2 separate regions of the Homo sapiens genome follow, and region 2 is linked to region 1. A link is an interaction called in ENCODE POLR2A ChIA-PET data of the cell type or tissue named here. Cell type or tissue: K562. All regions are shown on one strand. Links, peaks and the distances in the headings refer to the core of each region. The heading gives the core; the rest is flanking DNA. Region 1 holds the start of MIR1913 (microRNA 1913). Region 2 overlaps RNASET2 (ribonuclease T2).

Region 1 (10,135 bases), core at 5,422-9,421:
CTGCCTAGGCCTTTGCTTTTACTTTGAGAGAAATCTTTCTGACTCCACTGTGTCCTTTCTTCCTTTGGGGTCTTTGTGCTGAGTGAATAGATTCCAGGTTTGCTTTCATCAACTCCCTGAAACTCTTTGGTGCTCACACTGGCTGTAGCTATTGGAGGCTGTAACGGGGGAGAGGTGGGCAATGGAGATGTGAACCCCCAAAATCTCAGACAGGTCTCAGTTAATTTAAAAAGTTTATGCCAAGGTTGAGGGCATGCACCTGTGACAGCCTCAGGAGGTCCTGACAGCATGTGCCCAAGGTGGTCAGGGGACCGTTTGGTTTTGTACATTCTAGGGAGACATAAGACATCAATCAACATATGTATGATGAACATTGGTTCAGTCCGGAAAGGTTGGACAACTCGAAGCAAAGGTGGGAAGACTTTCCAGTCTTCAGCGGGGAAGGGGCTTCCGGGTCATAGGTAGATGAGAGACAAATGGTCGCATTCTTCTGAGTTTCTGACTAGCCTCTCCAAAGGAGGCAATCAGATCTGCATTTATCTCAGTGAGCAGAGGGGTGACTTTGAATAGAATGGGAGGCAGATTTGCCCTCAGCAGCTCCCAGCTTGACTTTTCCCTTTAGCTTAGTGATGTGGGGGCCCCAGGATTTATTTTCCTTTCACAGAGACATTCTTTGTAACATTTTCCCTGTGAATCATTTTGCTTTTCCTCCCTACATTCATTCTCCTCTGCTGCAGAGCCAGGGTAGTAGATACAAGAGCTCCATTCGGCAATCTCCAGCTTGTGTTGAGAGCATCCTAATGACGTCACGCCGATGCTGATATGAGATTTTGCCCTTCAGAGTGTCCTCTCTGGTGCATAACTGCAGTCATGGTTAATAAAACAAGCTCTCTTCTTTTTATCTACATCAGGAACTATTTTTTCAAGAATGAATGGATAAAATGTTTTAATAAGAAAGTATATCAGAGCTTCTAAAAGTCACACCAAGGGGTTACAGAGATGCTGACTTCACTCACCCACCACATCACAGACCCAGCTGCGGGCCCCTCCCGGGGGATGAGCGATGTCCTCATCACATCGTCCCTGATGAATCGGCCATGAGTCATGCAACTCCACCAGCGGCCTCCTGCAGTCCCCACCTGGTGGACTGTCTTGAGCATCTGCTGCCACCAAACACTTCTTTCACATTTCCTGATTTCTCTGTCTGTCTCCTCCAGGTCTTCCCACTGTGGACCACATCATGGTGCATCCTCTCTCCCTCCTTCCCCAGAACAACAGTAACCCTACCGAGGTCCTCACCATGGTTCTACTCTCATCCTACATATCCTCCAGTGGTCCTTGGGCACCCTTGGCTGCTGCTGTGGGGTGGGCGTTCGCATCTGTATTTCCAGCAAAGCTCCAAACCAAGTCTTTTCCTGAGCCCTGCATGTCCCCAGCACTCAACAGGCCGAGAATGCAGGTGGCCTCTTCTCTCCCTGCCCACCACCTGACTTCTCTCCTGGCTAATTTCTCCACCAGTCGCCCAGGCAGAGGGCTAGGATGATGCAGCTCCCTTCTTTTTATTCTCAGCAGCTGAGAGGTCCTGAGGTCTCAGTTCTCCCTCCTCCAGGCCAGATCTGTCCCTCTGCAGGGCTGGATAGCAGTATCCTTTTGCCCCATTCTAGCCACGTTGTCCATTCCAGCCATGTTGCTATTGCATCCTCCACATGACCTCTTAAATCTAGAGGCCCTAAACATGTGCTGTGTGAAAGTCCTGTCCATGGTCTCTTGGCTCCCCAGGCCCCCATGTCCCTGCCCGCAGGCCTCATCAGTGTGGCACTGCAGCTCTGTGCGCCAGCCCACTGGCATCCCTGAGGGTACCCCAGCTGCCACCCTACAGGGCCATCCCTTGGCCTGTATCCTCCTGCCCAAGCACCTGGAGGCTCCCGGGTCCCCTGTAAGGCTTAGCCCCTCCTCTGTGAAAACCTCCCAGGCTGTTTCCAGTTCCCCCAGCATGCACAGGTCCCCCAGCACACAAGAGGTGGGACTGGTCACCCTCTGGTGGCCCCTTGCTGCCATCACCACAGGGCATCTCCCCACTGGGCTCTCACTTCCTGGAGGGCAGAGCCTGCCTCTTCACATTCCAAACACCTGGCACAAAGAAGACTGAGAAGTAGTGATGGGAAAGGAGTGGGCCAGGAGAAGAGGTGGGGGAGGAAGGAATTTGAGGCCAAGCGGCAAGAATTGTGACCTCACCATTCAGCTGTCTGATTTGCAAAAGGGCTAGGAAGACCGAGCCTACCTTTGCTCCCACATCTCCCCACAATCCGCGATCCTATGGCCTATTTTCCAGTTCACCTACATAGAGAAGAAAAACTACTCTGACCAGCACGCAGAATCCAGATCACTAAGACATGAACTCACAAATGATAAACAGGAGCGGGTGCAAGACTAAATTCTGCAGGAGAGCCTTCTGAAAATGTTTGCACACAATGACTACAATCAGAAAGGAAGAAAAGAATCTCTAAACTCCGGGGTCATTACTCTAGAGAGAAAATCATAGCCAGGGGTACAAAATTGTATTCTTTGAAAGTGTTCTGCGCTATCCTGGCTTCTGAACACAGTGCTCCACTTTAACGACTGGGACAGTGGTTTCCATTCATGGCCCCTCTCATTAAATCTCCTTCAGCCCAGGTTGCTTGCTTCCCCCTTTTCCTCCCCAGCGTTTGTCTTCTGTGCCACAGTCCATGCTGCCCCTGTGTCCAGTGAGGACAGTGCTCACATGCTGGCTGGGACGTACGCCAGGCCTTCACCCAGTGGAGCGGGGCAGGCAGGGGTCTCCTTCCTCCAGGCTACCAGGAGCTACCTAACTTTAAGCAATACTTTTTACTGCAGTGAGCATGTTTCCTCTTCTGTAAGAACATGGGGTTGAATTGCATGCTCCCCAAGGTCTTTTAAGCAATAAAATCCTGATTCCGTTAGTTGAGGCAGAAGAAGGACCTCCTGTGTCCCCTTGGGCAGAAGTGATAAGCAGTCGCTCCCGCACCCTCCACCTTGGTGTTTTGGTCTCAAGGGATTAGGAACTGCGAGGACCACTGGGGAAGGAGGTGCTGAGGTTTAGGGGAGACACTAGTATCCCCCAGCTCTGCCCACAGCACTGCCTGCTGGGTGCCTACTCGATGCCTGTCTAGACTCTAAGGCAAGCTTGTCCAACCCACAGCTTGTGGGCTACATGGGGCCCAGGATAGCTTTTAATGCAGCCCAACCCAAATTCGTAAACTTTCTTAAACGATTATGAGATTTTTTGTGATGTTTTGAAGCTCATCAGCTATAGCTAGTGTTAGTGTATTTTATGTGTGGCTCAAGACAGTTTTTCCGGTGTGGCCCAGGAAGTCAAAAGATTGGACACCCCTGCTGTAAGGAATGTCACAGGACCACGGTGATGACAAGGGTCTGGGGTTAGAAGAGGGATGGGCAGAGCAGTGGAACAGCAAGGAGAGATCAGAAAAAAAGAAAAAGAAAAAAAGGGGATCTGAGCATATAATAAAGGTGTCACTGCAATGACACCTGAAGCGGCACAGTGTGGGCGGGCCCCGTGTTGTTGTGGCACACACATCACTGCACAGGTTTCTTAGGCAGCCCCAGGAGGGGGAGCCATCTCATCCGGTTTGTATATGAGGAAACCAAAGCCAAGAGTAGGGCACAGTGACACTGACAGTGAGCTGGGTTGCAGGGCCATACACCACGGTCACCACCTGGGCCCCCGGAGACAGTATTACAGACCAAACGGGAAAGCAAAACTGTCCCAACACCAAAGACAAAGGTGGACTTCAGACAGCCTGAATCCTAGGTGTGAGTATTAAAACCAGGAGTTGAGACAGTGAAACTCAGGGACCCAGGAATGAGGAAGGACTTTCTCTTTTTAACTGTGGTAAGACATATATAACATAATATTGATCATTTTAACCATTTGTAAGTGAACAGTTCAGTGACATCAATACATTCACAATGTTGTCCTCACCAATGTTATACCCAAAATCTTTGTATCATCCCAGGTGGAAACAATGACTTCCCATTCTCCCCCTTCCAGCTCCTGTTCACCACGATCCTGCTTTCTGTCTCTCTGATTCTGGCTACTCTGGGCAACTCTTATAAGTGGGATCCTACAATAGTTGTCCTCTTGTGTCTGGCTTATTTCACTTAGCATAATGTCCTGAGGTTTCATTCATACTGTGTGTTAGAATTTTACTCTTTTTTAGAGCTGAATAATATCCCATTGTGTGTGTGTGTGTGTTTGTGTATGTGTGTGTGTATTTACTACAGCATCACATTTTGTTCATCCATCTGTTGATGGACACTTGGGTTGCTTCCTCCTTTTCTGTTGTAAATAATGCTGCCATGAACATGGGTGGATGAACCCGTTCAAATCCATACTTTCAGTTTTTTTGGATGTGTATCCTGTGAGCAGAGTTGCTGGGCTGCATGGTAATTCTACTTCTTTGTAAGGAACTACCAAGCTATTTTCCTCAGTGACTGCACCATTTTACACTGTCATCAGCAATGCATGATGGTTCCAAGTTCTCCACATCCTCCCAGTTTGTAATTTTCTATTTTCTTTTTATTATTGCAGCATTCTTGGTGAAGAATTTCTTAAATAAAACTTTAGCAGTATGTATCACAAGTCCTAAATATGGATAAATTTAAATACCTGGCCCATGATACAATACTGATCATATTTGTCCCAATAGCAATGTTTGAAGAAATTTTCTCCCATCGCTCATGGGGCTGTGTGAGGTCCCGGATACTGCCCTGGGTGTAGCAGCTTGCCCAGGGGAATGCTAAAGCTGTTTTTACTCAAGTGGTGCTCTTTGTTTGTTCATTTGTTTCTGCATCAAAACTAATTACATCTGTATTCCCAGATGGCCACACTTGAGATAGTGTGAGCACTAAGAAGAATATGTAGCTGTTGTAACACACTAAATTCAACAGAAAGTACATGGTCCATGGTTATCTTCATGGAGAGGGAGAGAAGGAATCTTCCTCTTGATTTCCAGTTCCATCAGAAATGTGACCATGGCTGTTCTTTAGCCCTGAATGATTCAGGCAGGGATCACGTATGTATGCTCACACCATTGGATGAAGGATTGTTAGGGAACCCGCAGGTCACTCTATGCCAGATATCAGCCCACAGGTTCTTGTTACAAAGGGACATGAAGACCTTTTCCATGGAGAGATGGTGACCTGCCACCTCAACCACACATCACGTTTAGCATCACACAGAGAGGGTGAGCCCAGCAGGCACCCCCTGATCTGAGGCAGGCTAAAGTACAGGCATCACCTGGTGACCAAAATCATTTAGCCCCAATCTTATCACGCCTCCAGTTTACAAGAAATACAAGAGTTTTAGAAAGCAAATGAGCAACCATCAGACGAACCCAGAATGTGGAACATTCTACAGACGAAAACTGACCTGGACTTCCCAAAAAGTCCACGAAAAAATACAGGGCGAGGGAAATAGGTATGGGACCATTGTCTTCTAGGAGCAAAACAAAGACATTTAACAACCAATATAATTGAACTGGATCCTAGGTCGGGAAAACGACGTGGAGGGGAGGACTGAATATAGATTGGATGTTAGATGTTTCATGGAGTGATTGTTGGCTTTCCTATGTGGCACAGTAGGTGTTAAAGTTATGCTAAGAGACTGTCTTTATTCTTAGGAGACACCTGCACATGCACCTCAGAGTAACATGTCGTGCTGCCTACAATTTTTTGGAGAGCTAGAGATGCATATATATATATATATATATATATATATATATATATATATATATATATATATATATGAGAGAGAGAAAGCAAATGTATTAAAACGTAAGCAGTTGTTAAATCTAGGATTATTGTACAACTTTTTCAAGTTTTGTATATGTTTGAAATTTTTTAATGAAAAGTTGGCGGGAATTATATCTAGTATTTCATGTTCAGTGTTCCTCAGAACTCTTATTTCCTGCCTCATGAAAGCCTTTATCTTTTTACTTTGCAGTTCGGGACCGAGTGAGATCGAAGATGGAGAGAGACATCTTGGCAGAAGTGAATCACCCCTTCATTGTGAAGCTTCATTATGGTAAGTAGAGTCAAAATGACACTTTAAAGAGGACCCAGGGCAACCTTCTCCAGATCAAAGAAAATTGAAAAAGAAATAACAGATCAGAAAGAAGAAAATCTTTCCTATACCATAGAGTCCTGCCCTGCCTGGGGAGGAAGGTGCCTTCTATCCTGATCACTTAATCTCTTCTGTATTTATTTTCTTTGAAAGAGCAAGAAGCCCTGTTTTCATCTCAAAGATCTAATTTTAGATGGGGTATCCATTATTAAATTATTACCATACCATTGATAATTTAGAAGATCTTAACCTAGATTGGGGTGAATCTATGACTTATTTTTGTGTTGTTTTAGAATAAAATACTCTATGACCCAATAATTTCTTTAAACCAGAAATGGTAACACCTCATTTCAAATGAATATCATGTTTAAAGATAGTAGTTCGTTGAACCCTCAAAACTTCTATTCAAGGTAGCTTATTATTTTCATGTTCTGAGGCTCAAATAATTAACCAAAGGCCACATAGCTGCTTTGCCACACAACTTCTCTTCATTTGCTGTCTGCCTTTTTATCCCAACAGAGAAGCAGTAAGTGAAATCTTCAAATTTAAAAAAGATGTGATGAGATGGTGGCTGCAGATTCATGGCTTATTACATTAAACTTTCCCACCTAATAATCCAGATGAGCAAAGTACAGAAGGGAACAGCAACAAAACTAATAGTTTGTTCTTGGTTGCAAAGGGCAAGGTGGTGTGTCGGGGAGGTGTTAGTGAGATTTGCGTGAATCTGAGGACAGGATGAAGGAGGCCTGCAGAAGCTGGGCACACCCTGCTGTTCCTTCTCGGCCGTGGGCAGCGCAGTTGCAAACCTCTACCTCCCGGCAGAGGAGGCTGCAGAGGCTGGCTTTCCAAAACTCTGCCCCCTCCGCTGCTGCCAAGTGGCTGGTGTCAAGTCCCATCCCACGTGTCATTTACATTACTTGCTAGGGTGCTTTTCTGAAGAAATTGAGAACTGGGTGTCCTACAAAGAGCTTTAAACAGACCTCCACATCACCTCAGTGGTGACCCAGCACCTCCACCTGCCTGCCAAGCCCAGGATGGAGCATTTAATGCACACTCAGTTTACACAGTCCTGGCAGAGGGCTTTCTAGCTGGGGGCTATGTTTCTAAAACCCCCACATTTATGATGCTTCTAGCATTTACTTTTAGAAAATAAAACGTTTTCTAGTATGCAGGGATATTGGGATCCCTTCCAGCCACACTTCCTTTGTAGATAAAAAAGATGCCACGCGGTGCCTCACCAGTGCCACTGCAGCAACCATCGTCACAGCAGCGATGGTGACGGGCTTCTCTAGACCCTCCCGTGCTCATGCGCCCGCTCAACAGAGGCAGGCCCTTGCTGAGTGTGGGCAGGAGCTGTGTAGCCTGCCTGTGGCCTGAAACAGAAAGTCTGCAGTTATAGCTCACAGTGACCAGACCTAGGACGTGAGCCCCATTGTTGATGTTCAAATAACTGGGCTGACCTATCACCAGAACTGCCTCAAGAGAGGAAGGCAAGCGGGGGGCTCCCTGGTACCAGAGTGGAGTTCTGTAAGAAGAAGGCACTTCCATAGGACGGAAAGGACATGTCCTCCAAACCCACCAGAGCCATCTTCAGGCTGCTCACTAATGCATTACGACAAAAGCCAGCAACGATACCAGCTTAAATATTCACATCTTTCTCCCCGTGTATCTTTCAATTCCTTTGTGATTAAAAAAGGGAGGGAGGGGAGAGGAAAGAAAGATGAAAGAAATCTCAAGGCCCCCTAACGACAGTGAGAGAGGGGCAGCGCTCACAGTGTCAGACCCCCTCTGCCGGGTGCTGCCCCTCTGAGCTGGTCACCAGCCGGGGTCCTGCCGTTTCTCAAGTGACTCAGCCTCCCGGAGTAAGCAGCACCGTGAGCAGGGAGAAGCCAGAGAGCGATGTTGCCACAGGACATTCGACAAGCTGTCAAAATGCGGGTCTCTGTCCCCCACAGCCTTTCAGACGGAAGGAAAGCTCTACCTGATCCTGGACTTCCTGCGGGGAGGGGACCTCTTCACCCGGCTCTCCAAAGAGGTGAGCAGCCGCCACATCACACAGGAGGGCGGGCAGGAGCTTCTGTCTGGGACTCGAGGGGAGGAGGGGTGGAGAGCATTGAGAGGACGTGAGCACGTGCGAGAGTGCGTGTGTGTGTGTGGGGGTGTGTGCATGTGTGAGTGTGTGCAAGAGTGCGTGTGTGGGAGAGGTGTACATGTGTGAGTGTGTGCAAGTGTGCATGATGTGTGGTGGGGGGTTGCGAGACTGCATGTGCATGTGTGGGGTTTGCATGGGGGCTGTGTGAGTGCATGTGCGTGATGTGTGGGGTGTGTATGTGTTTGAGTGCGTGTGTGGGGGGGTGTGCGTGGTGTTTGGGGTTGTGTGTGCATGGTGTGTGGGAATGTGAGTGTGTGTGCATGTGGGGTGTGCATGTGTCATGTGATAAGTGTGTGGTATGTGTGTGATGTGTGCTGTGTGTATATGTCAGGCGTGTGATTTGTGGTGTATGTGATGTGTGCTGTGTGTGATGGTGTGTGTGCTATGTGTATATGTGGGGGTGTGTTTGGCATGCTGTGTGCATGTGTGGGGTTGGTGTGCGTGGTGTGTGCTATGTGTGGGGTGTGTGGTGTGCTTTGTGCATGTGTGCATATGCAGGGTGTGTGTATGTGTGGGGTGTGTTTGTGTGTGGGTGTGTGTGTGCTATATGTGGTATGTGTGGTATGTGCTTTGTGTGGTGTGGGGTGTCTGTGTGTTTGACATCCTGTGTGCCTATGTAGGGTGTGTGTATGTATGAGTTGTGTGTGTGTGCTGTATGTGGTATGTGTGGTGTGTGCTATGTGTGATGTGGGGTGGGTGTGTGTGTGTGTGTGTGTGTTGGGTGTGCTGTGTGCATTGCTGCCTGGTTCTAAGGAAGCTGCACAAGTGGCCCTAGCAATCGTCCCAGGTGGCCCTGGCAGCGCCCCTGCAGCTCTGGGACCATAAGTCACGCTGTTGACCTCCCAGCTAGCGCAGATGGAAGGCGCAGGTCGGTGGGTAGGAGCGGCTGGGAAAGACTCTCACAGGGTCTCACTTTCCATCCTGGGAAGAGGGAGGGAAGAGGGAGGTACTGCTAAGCCGGCTGAACATTGGGGCTGTTCGGGAGCATCGGGTGTGGTCTTCGCACGCCACCTTTGTCTCACAGCCGCTACTGCACACCCCAGGGCTTCTCCTTGACCTCCAGTGCCTTAGGTAGGAACCCTCCAGGATGCAACTTCACTGCACCCTGAGAGCCCCGTGGCCCTGATTGACGTGAAAAGCACCCCGCTTCATGGGATGGCAAAAGGCAGATTCTGCCCATGGCAGTGCCAGTGCCGGGCTTTCCGTTCTGACGATCCTGCTTGTTCATCTCTTATACAAAGGAGTGGCCGAGGTGCTTTCACAGCAACAGTGGCCTTCACACCCCCCACTCCCTTTTCCCCACCTTCCCCCTTTTCAGCAGGAGACCCCGCTGTCTTGCACAAAGCCCCAAATGAACAGTAAACCAAGGCAGAGCTGCTCCTGAATCGGGCGCAAAGGGTCCCAGAGACCATGGCTGCCCTGTCCCTCTGCGTCCAGCAGTCCCTTGGACAGTGGTGCACGTTTCTGTGGGGCTCCTTGCATGGAGGAAAAACAGTGGGCCGGGAGAACCTGATCCAAGCTCTACACAAAGGCCTTTGGGAACTGGCGTCTGGCCCCTTCCTTTGCCTCCTGCTGTGTGGCCATTTCCAAAGATGCTGGAGCCTGGTGTCTGCCCATTCCTCATGTGGTATCATCTGTTGGTTTGTCCACTCCCCTCTCATCCACAGGGAGTCAGTCCATTTGGGGTCCAGTTTTGTCCAGCAGCTGCTATGACACGCCTGTGGTTGGGCCCCCTGACCAAAAAGACAACAGTAATCAGCAAAAAGTCCTGCAGCTCCCCACGTGGGAATGTGTGCCTCCCCCGAGGGCCTTCATTTCGGAGTAGGAGGGAAGTTGTCCAG
Region 2 (10,135 bases), core at 2,505-6,504, 430 kb before region 1:
TCAGGCAGGTTTCACATGCTGGTCCAGCTGTTGACCCTGAAGACACTCTCCTCCCTGGCCTCTTTGGGGCTCTGAGGGGTCGGGGTCTTAGGAAGTTAGTGACCTTGTGGAGTAAGCAGCACTCAAGAGTCAGAGTTGATAAGTCCAGAATTAGATGTGTGAGGATGGAGTTAAAGTTCTAGACAGTGTAAGTGCGTTTGCTACTGAAAATGAAATGAAAATCCTACTAGCTGATCTTCTGCCATACGCCAGGCACTTTCTGACATGTTTTATCTGTCATCTCCTGGAGTCCTCCTCACCATTGAAAGGAACAGACTCTCGCTGTTCTCATGCTGGATCTGTGGTGCGGAGATTGGCCGGGGGTCAGCTTACTTAGGTCTCGGTGCTAGGGAGCAGCAGAGGTTGCCGTCAACCCAGCCGGGGCTGACCCCAGAGTCCCCGCTCCTCGGTGCTACTAGGCTATCCATTGCACTTCCTTTACTAAGCAGTGGCCTGTCTGCATTACTCCTGGACGGTTTAACACAATTTCTTTTCCCTTCTAAAGAAATTTGAACTCTGACTCCTCTTACCTGCATCTTCTTTCTTAAGCATCCTGCCTGGGATAAGGAATTCCCAATTAGAATTTCTCTTTTTATTCTTTGCAGACTTCAATGAAAGTGTTTTCTAAGGTCATGTAGAAGCCACCCCAACCAAGCCTAATATTTCTTATTTTCTCTTTTAAATTTGAATTTCCAGGCCCGATAAAAGTGAAGGATGTAATAGATCGTGGCCCTTCAATTTAGAAGAGATTAAGGTATTGACTTTTAATTATATTTCTACTGCAGAGTGTTGACCTAGATTAACTCTTTTCTTCACAAGCGTACCTTCAAAGTCATCTTTAAAATTAAGGGGTCATGAATGTATTCACCAGGATTGAGCCCTTGCTGCTGTTTTAGTAAGTATTGTTATCTCGACCCCACAAATTACACCAATTGACCTTTTCCCTCTCCTCCCCTCCCCTGCCCTGTGCCCAAGCCACTGCATGAGGGGCCTGAGCGAGGGGCTCCGACCGGAGCAAGCCCTGACACTCCCCCATGCCAGACCTGTGCAGATCCTGACGCTCGCCCGCCAGCCCCGCCTCGTCCCAGGCCCCAGGACTTCTGGGTCAGATGACCGACGTGGGAATCTGGTCGGTGTGCCATATCGCCAGGCATCTCCAGACAGCTGAGGCTCAGAGAGCACAGGCCTGGGGCCGTCCTATCTGGTGGATGGGTTTCTGAGCAGGTGGACATGCTGGGCCTTTCCAGTACAAGAGCTTGATTAAAGAAAACTCACAGGGCGGGAATTTATTAGAGATACTAGCAGAGGCGTTCCTTTGAGATACCCGTACCTTATATGTCATACGGAGTCTTCACTCACACACACGCCCTCATCTTTCCTTAGGGGTGCCAACAGTTCCTGTGTGTAACCAGTATATACCAGGGTAACTGGACCTGGACCCCAGGGAGGGGGTGGTAACTGAGGCCTTCTTTAAAACGTGTGGTAGCATTGAAGGCTTGCGGGAGTTGTGGGTCTTTCCTAGGAATGGTACATTCCCCAAGGTCATTAGTTGCAAATCCATCACAAGTTCTTTTTTTCTTTTCTTTTCTTTTTTTTTTTTTTTTTGAGACAGAGTTTTGCTCTTGTTGCCCAGGCTGGAGTGCAGTGGCGCAATCTTGGCTCACTGCAACCTCCACCTCCCGGGTTCAAGCAATTCTCCTGCCTCAGCCTCCTGAGTAGCTGGGATTACAGGCATGCGCCACCATGCCCGGCTTATTTTGTATTTTTAGTAGACATGGGGTTTCCCCATGTTGGTCAGACTGGTCTCGAACTCCTGACCTCAGGTGATCCACCTGCCTCGGCCTCCCAAAGTGCTGGGATTACAGGTGGGAGCCACCGCGCCCAGCCCACAAGTTCTAATCCATATGGAATTGTTTTCTTTTTCCTCCCCGTGAAGACCTTCAGTGGGATGAGCCAAGAGGCTGGGGACTGCCGTGAGACTTAGAAGGGACACCCCAGAGCCTGGTGCTGTCTCTAGCTCCTCACACAGACTCTCCTCCTCTCCTCCGGGACTCACTGCAGGGAATGGTTTCTGGGGAGGCGTGATGAAGAGGCCACTTCAGGATACATTGAGTTTGAAGTGCCCTTGAGACCTCCAGGGGGTGACATAGAGGATCTTCAGGGTCAGAGGAAAGGTGGCTTTAGGCATAGTTAGCATGAGGATGGTGAATCAAAATGACAGGTGTGGGGATGGACATGGGTCTGTGGACATGGATGGGTGAGGAGTCAGGGCCGACAGGTGTGGACGTGGGTGGATGAGGGGGCAGGGCTGACAGGTGTGGACGTGGATGGGTGAGGGCAGGGCTGACAGGTGTGGACGTGGGTGGGTGAGGGCAGGGCTGACAGATGTGGACGTGGGTGGGTGAGGGCAGGGCTGACAGGTGTGGACGTGGGTGGGTGAGGGCAGGGCTGACAGGTGTGGACGTGGGTGGGTGAGGGCAGGGCTGACAGGTGTGGACGTGGGTGGGTGAGGGGGCAGGGCTGACGGATGTGGGTGGGCTAAGGGGACAGCGCTGACAGGTGTGGGCCTGGTGGGCAGAGGGGACAGTGCTGGTGGAGCCCCGTGTTAACAGCCAGGTGGAAAGGGGCATGTGTGCCTGCAGCTGGGAAAGGCGGAAACCCAGGAGTGGAGAGATTTGAGAAGAGGCACCGTAGGACTGCATATCCCCGGGGGGTCCAGGACAGGAAAGCTGAAATGCTTTTTGAGTGGGGGCGTGGGTGGGTCGTGGGTCTGTGGTGGTGTGAGCCGCTGCTCCTCAGAGTAGTCCTGGCTTCCTTGTTGTGTAGCAGTAGGAACACCTTTGCATTGTCCCAAACGGAAGTAGCCCAATTTGCACACTCAATCATATCGTGCCCTAGGACATCTCGGAGAGCTGATGGGGCTGAAGCCAGCATGGTGGGGCAGGAGAGGTGGGGTGGGGGGCTGGAGGGGAAGAGGAGGGGGACAGAGCTGCGCCCACACAGGCAGGGGCTGTGGGGTAGGGGCTGAGTTACAAATGGGCTGAGAAAAGGACCCTCATATAGGGTGCTGGAAAACAGGAGAAAGGGAAGGAAAGTGAAGTTATCCGAAGTTTGTTAAGCACCTTTTTACTGACCTTTTTGGGGTTTTTTTGGTGTAGAGGGTGTGTAGAAATAGAAAAGTAAACTCCAGTTCTGTTGGATTTAGCGCGACTGGTGCCCAGGCTGCCCAGCTCACACAAGCTCTTCTCTGGGAAAAGGAGAGCTTGTCCTTTGTTTGTTTGTTTGTTTTAACTGATGGTTTCGTTTTGTTTTTTTTTAAGATGGAGTCTCACTCTGTCGCCAGGCTGGAGTGCAGTGGCGCAATCTCGGCTCACTGCAACCTCCGACTCCCTGGTTCAAGCGATTCTCCTGCCTCAGCCTCCTGAGTAGCTGGGATTACAGGCATGTGGCACCGTGCCCAGCTAATTTTTGTATTTTTAGTAGAGACAGGGTTTCACCAGGTTGGCCAGGATGGTCTCGATCTCCTGACCTCGTGATCCGCCCGCATCGGCCTCCGAAAGTGCTGGGATTACAGGCGTGAGCCACCGTGCCCGGCCAATGTTTTTAGAACAGTTATAGGTTTACAGAAAAATTGGATGGAGATTACAGACAGTTCACTCCCTTCCCCCTCAACTCTCCCAATCATTAACATCTTCTATAGTGTGTTACATTTGTTACAATTAATGAACTGATACTGATACTTTATTATTAAATAAAGTTTAGCATTAACATTAGGGTTTACTCCTGTGTTGTGCGGCTTTGGACAAATGCAGGAGAGCAAGTCCCACCCAGTGTGCTCTGGAGCAGCCGCTGGCCCTAAACCCCCTGAGCCATACCTCCCCTTCTTCCTCCCCTTGAACCCCCAAGCAACCGCGAATCTCATTCCTGTCTCTTAAGACTACCTTTTCCAAATTGTCACGTCGTTGGAATCATACAGTATGTAGCCTCTGCAGACTGGCTTCTTGCACTTAGCAATGTATGTTTGCAGTTCCTCCAGTGTCTTTTCATGACTCGACGGCTCATTGGTTTTTGTTGCTGAAAATATTCCATTGTTTGGATGTACACTTTATCCCTTCACCTATAACAGCTTGTATTTTCGTGTGCAGTTTTATGATTACTCAAATTGCACTTGTAGATATATCTTAACAAACACTTCATACAAAATAAGCATAGGATTATTTTATTCACCAAAGTATTGTTAATTAGCAGAGCTCAATTCTTTGGTGTCAGTTTATCAAATTTACCTTCTAGGTTTTGAGTTTATTATTAAGAACCTGCGTAGACTTATTTTATTTTTTAATGCATAGGATCTTTTGCCAGAAATGAGGGCATACTGGCCTGACGTAATTCACTCGTTTCCCAATCGCAGCCGCTTCTGGTAAGTCCCAGCCTCTGATTGCTGTCTTGATTACTGTCTGAGCGGGTGTGGGGAGCGTGATGAATCGCTAGAAGTGGAAACTGTGTGGGAAGCAAGATAACAGAATCTGTCTTCTGGGGCTGAGCAGTTTGAACAACCTTTTATGAGATATGATTCTGTTACGGCATTTTTGGTGCCTTTCTCCAATGTATAAAAAATTGAAAGCAAGTGGAATTTACCATATAAGCCTGTTTTCTAACCTGTATGGTATTTATTACTTTGCTTTAAAACTTTTCTCGGCCAGTCACAATGGCTCGTGCCTGTAATCCTAGCACTTTGGGAGGCTGAGGCGGGTGGATTGCTTGAGCTGAGGAGTTTGAGACCAGCCTGGTAACATGACAAAATGCCACCTCTACCAAAAATTTAAAAGGTCAGCTAGATGTGGTATTGTGCGGCTGTGGTCCCGGGAGATCAAGGTTGCAATGAGCTGTGATCAGCTGGGGTGATAACTAGCCTAGGTGACAGGGTGAGACCCTGTCTCAAAAACAAAATAAAGATACAAATTTTCTCTTCTGAGGCTTAACAAAGTCCAATGCTTGCATATCTAAGAATTAGTCCATATCAGACAGGAGAGAATATTTCTTAAGGAAATTGTGCTCCTGTCTTCAAATACATTAAGAAAAAAGAGACCAGGCACAGTGGTTCACACCTGTAATCCCAGCACTTTGGAAGGCCAAGGCAGGTGGATCACTTGAGGTCAGGAGTTCGAGACCAGCCTGGCCAACATGGCAAAACCCCATCTCTACTAAAAATACAAAAATTAGCTGGGCATGATGGCGTACGCTTGTAATCCCAGCTACTTGGGAGGCTGAGGCAGGAGAATCAATTGAATTCAGGGGATGGAGGTTGCAGTGAGCCGAGATTGCACCACTGTACTCCAGCCCGGGCAACAGGGCAAGATTCCATCTCAAAAAAAAAAAAGAAGATGTCTTCTAAAATGATGATCTCATGCCTATGACTTAGGGAGGAGAGAAAGTGAGACTTAGCATGTGAGGCTGAGACCTCAGTCATAGTGAAGCACCTTTAAGTTCAGCAGAAGCTAAGCCTAGGGCATAAACGCCATGTTGAATTCAAGATAGCTTTTAAAATCCTGGCTTTTTTAAGAACATAAAGTTAAATTCCTTGTATTAACATTATATTAACTGAAGGTAATTATTTTCTCTATCCCACTTCAATATTGCAATTTATAATTCAGATTACAACCCATCAAATTTTAGGTGGGAAGATTAACCTAGAAATATTTTTGTGTATAATTTTCAGGAAAATTAAAAGTTAAGTTTAGAAGAAAGCTTTTGAAAACAAAATGAAATGGAAGTGATGTCCCCCTTTCTGGTTCATCGGTGTGGCAGTGAAGTGGCCTTAGGATTCATGGACCCTCAGTCTGTGCGTTGAATCACCCTTGAAAATTCGGGTGGTGAATGGTTCAGGTCTCAGTCACCTGTTCTGCACAGCCTGTGTTCTAGAAAATTATTTCAAAATAATGGCCATGATAAGTTGGAATGGAAGAAGATAGGAAAAAAAATTATATGTCACTTCACAGTGTACTTCAGATGATGAGTTTATGGTAACTGAGTTATGTGAAAGAGAATTTTTCCAGTTGTTACAATGTTCCATGATAGAGTCTGTCAGATTTTAGCTAAATGGCTTAAAATAAATCAGCAAACATGCAAAGGCCTTCAGTGAGCTGGGTCTTGAGCATTTAATCAAAACAGTGTGGGCACAGTATGCATTTATTTTTGGGCTCTGATAAAGGCAAGATGACTTACTTTAAATTTTCAGGTTGATAGTTGAATTACACACTTAAAAAACTGGTTCTAAATGAAAAAGATAAATCTCACACACAAATTAATATTTATATTTTTGAGTGCTCCTAAATACAAAATATCAGCTAGGGAGGAGCTCCTGTCTGGGCTGTGTCACCCAGTCCTGTGCCTATCACTCAAGTCACCTGACTAACTCCATGGGGGTTGGCCTCTGGCTTCTCCACCTCTGCTCCTTGGGCAGGGGAAGGTGTCACAGCACTGCTGTGGAATGTGTCTTTGGGCATAACCAGCCCCGAGGACTGGCTGCCTGTTGTGGCCGAGCGGGCTGGGTGACAGTGGGTGGGTGAGCCTGGGACATCCGCTCCTGGCTGCATCTGCTCTTGGTGGGTGAGTCAGGGTGTCTCTCAGCACAGAGGGCAACACGCTGAGTCACTTCGCATTGGTGACTGACCGTTCTGATGCTTAAAAAAAAAAGGTCCAGTCCAAATGAAGTGTGAGTGAATGCTGTGAGCTCCATGAATATCAATCTATTTCCAACATCTGTTGAGTTAAGCTTGCTCCAGGAATAATGATGGCTGACATTTACTGTTTATTGTGAGCCAGGAACTGTTTTCATTCATGTGGAAGGGCTCAGCACACCTCATCTCACCTGCAGAATTACCCCTGTTTTATAGAAACTAAGTCACCTGGAATTCAGGTTACATTTCAATTAGTTTAAAATAATCTCCTTTTTCTACCTTATAGGATATAGGAAGTTATCAGGTAATTTGCTCTGGAAAGGCTTCTAGATGAAGACAGTTACTCATCCACTTTCATCGTTCCTGTTTTCAACTTTTCATCATTTTCTGAGAGTTAAATCAATAGGAATTATTTAAAACTAGTATTTTGGATGAATTTTGCCAGTGAATTAATGCACATTTAGATTGTGTTTTTAAGACTGCATATAAGTGCTTTATAAGTGGTTGCATGAATGTTATTTATTAAAACTTCATGAATTCATCACCAATAAAGCTGAGGAAATCTGATTCCCATTTTGTCTTTTCATGCTAAAGATGATAAACATCTGATGACACGCCAGTCATTCTGAAGGTGGCTGTCAATCTCGTCAGCAGTTGATTGGATGACAGCCCAGTGCAGTGGGAAGGGCGCTGACCTTGGACTTGAGCGTGGCCTTCAAGGGCAGGCTCTGAGTGACCTTCAGCAAGTCCCCTGGCCCTTCTGGGCTTCCATTCCCTGTCTGTAAACTAGCAGTGATATTTCCGCCTTGCAGAGTTTTGAGAACCAAACGAAGAACGTGAAAGATTTTTGTAAACCTTTAATCTGCAGTAAAATATCAGGAATCATTCTCAGTGACCACATTTTTCTGGAATACAAATTGCTGTTCACGTGCAGCCCTTTAGTTATAGGCTATTCAGTTGTTCTTATTGTCCTCTATGTAGAATGGATGCTTAAACTATAATTTGTAGAAGCTGAAATGGAAAATGGGCCTGAGGTGTTTCCTGGTAATTAGCTGTCCTGCCTTTCCATGGCTGGTTGCTTAGAAATGACAGTTTGTGCCACTCTGCGAAATTCCCTGACTGCAAAGCACCCACTCACTGCAGGAGACCACACGTTGCTTTGTGAATCAGTGGGGGTTGGGGCAGCAGCATGTTCTTTTTTCTCAGCTTTGATTTGTTGTTAATTGAGCAAGCTGTAATTGTAGACGTGAACTGAAACTGATTATTTAATCGTGGGGGATTGAAATAATTGCCTATGTTGCAAATAAGGAATTTTATCCTTCCTACTTTGTAAAAGAAATGACATGCCTACCACATGGGAATAGTCTGTGCTGAGAGAAAACATGCTTGAGCATTTTAATTGGGAATCAGTTTCATTACTTTTTTTTTGAGATGGAGTTTGTCTCTTGCCCAGGCTATAGTGCAATGGCATGATCTTGGCTCACTGCAACCTCTGCCTCCCGGGTTCAAGCGATTCTCCTCCTCAGCCTCCTGAGTAGCTGGGATCTCAGGCACCTGCCACCACACTCGGCTAATTTTTTTGTATTTTTAGTAGAGACAGTTTCACCATGTTGGTCAGGCTGGTCTCAAACTCCTGATCTCAGGTGATCCACCCCCTTCAGCCTCCCAAAGTGTTGGGATTACAGGCATGAGCCACTGCACGCAGCCTGTTTCACTACTTTTAAGTGGAGATTTTTCCTAATCCTCACAGGAAGCATGAGTGGGAAAAGCATGGGACCTGCGCCGCCCAGGTGGATGCGCTCAACTCCCAGAAGAAGTACTTTGGCAGAAGCCTGGAACTCTACAGGGAGCTGGACCTCAACAGGTGGGTGCGCCCTTCCCCCGGCTGCACTTCCCAGTGGGGATCTCTGCTGTCGCCCAAGCCTGACAGCTGGATCCAGGGGAGTGGGTGTAGACCTCACTGCCCTCCAGCAGCTTCTGCATGTGCACTATTCGGCTACTGGGATCATTCCTGAGGAATGTTCTGAGCCTACCAAGCCTTTCCAGATCATTCTACATCACGATCACACAGAGTGGGTGCAGAGTATTGGGATGCCCATCTGGGCACCATCTCATCATCAGAGTCGGCCATAGGGAAAACGAGGACTCCAACCAGCATGTGCCGTTCTCAGCCATGATTCCTGATAAAGGATAGTGCATTAATAAGTCGTTTCCTTAGAAAGACGGAAACTCTGGAAGTCTGTAGGTCTTTGCCGCAGAACTCCTGGAACAAGCAGGCAGGAAAGAGATGTGGGCCAGGGTTCTTTAAGCCCCAGAAATGACCCCAACCTGCCTAAATCGTCCCTGCCTGCCCTCACCTCTATTCTTGAGAAGTGGAATACGTTGTCCCACTTGAGCCAGTTGACTTGTAAAGCAAAGTGCCTTCTGAGCGCCACACCGAGCCCACTCACTGTCCGAATCTGGTTGCTAGAGAGCCAGGGTGTGCCCTTACCTCTCCGTCGGGACGTTTCAGGGTGTCAGCGTCTTAGCTGCTCTCACTGACCTTCATCATAAGAGGTCATAATAAACCAGTGAAGTCGTGAAAAACATGACAGGCAATTGCACAGCCTCTGTGTTGCTGCTTTTGGAATTCACGCAGCTTGTTTTAGAGCAATTCTCCTTCAAATCAGAATAATACCAGGAGCCTTAGCTAATCAGCTGTATTTAAGGTTTCTGAATCAAAACTGCTTAAAAGATGAATAAACCTCCATTGCTTATCTAGACATGTGCTTTGCCTCCTCAACGTACAAAATCGTCTCACACAGATGGTCTCCTGTGTCATCTGATGAAACGCAGTCTAACAGCTGCAACTTGGGTGGGATAGAGCTCAGGCACTGATAGAAGAGGGGCTTGGCACGGTTAGCGGGGATCAAGATTACATCAAAGAATGCCCTGTGAATAAACTTCTTTAAAAATCACCTCCCAGAGCGCGTGGCATTAGGTGTGCCTTTTCATCCTGGTTCTGACACTAACTAGTTGTACAATTTGTGTATCTAACCTCTAGCTCTTTTTTCCATGCTGTGAAATAAATGGATAGGTTGCCCTCAACCCTGAAGTCTCTTCCAGCTCTTAAAATCTGCACTACCAGGTATATACACTAAGAAACGTACACAGACCTATACACTTTGATTTGTATATAGTTTGTGTATATAATTTGATCTATGTAATTTAATCTTAGGTTTTTAATAAAGGAAGCATTGCTTTCTTGCAGTAAGAGCAATATTTTAGGAAACATTTTCTCACCTAACAAATGTAGCTAATTAGCTGTTCAGAAATCATTATGGGCCATGTGTGGTGGCTCATGCATGTAATCCCAGCACTTTGGGAGGCTGAGGTGGGTGCATCACCAGAGGTCAGGAGTTCAAGACCAGCTTGGCCAA

The links. Peaks named below come from ENCODE experiments on the same cell type or tissue, not always from the same donor. Only the 100,000 strongest peaks of a DNase experiment are listed, where the experiment ranks them.
Region 2: POLR2A ChIA-PET joins it to region 1 with 5 read pairs; 2 of 35 experiments call an interaction of 5 or more read pairs at or near these places.

The regions. Positions count from the first base shown.
Region 1 is chr6:166,506,245-166,516,379 of GRCh38, reverse strand. RPS6KA2 (ribosomal protein S6 kinase A2) reads left to right here. Exons shown (of 21, transcript NM_021135.6): 4 at 6,023-6,103; 5 at 8,098-8,177. MIR1913 (microRNA 1913) reads left to right here and starts at 6,947; the gene lies at 6,947-7,026. RefSeq lists enhancers at 8,364-9,303, 9,304-10,135. In K562, for the core only: a CTCF peak has its summit at 9,309; no DNase peak of the experiment used is centred there; H3K27me3 peaks cover 2,738 bases.
Region 2 is chr6:166,937,340-166,947,474 of GRCh38, reverse strand. RNASET2 (ribonuclease T2) reads left to right here. Exons shown (of 9, transcript NM_003730.6): 4 at 736-793; 5 at 4,386-4,456; 6 at 8,467-8,580. It also overlaps the pseudogene LOC105378119. Among named protein-coding and RNA genes, the nearest start is that of RNASET2, 14 kb to the left of the region's middle. RefSeq lists an enhancer at 6,080-6,580. In K562, for the core only: no CTCF peak of the experiment used is centred there; a DNase peak (open chromatin) is centred at 4,494.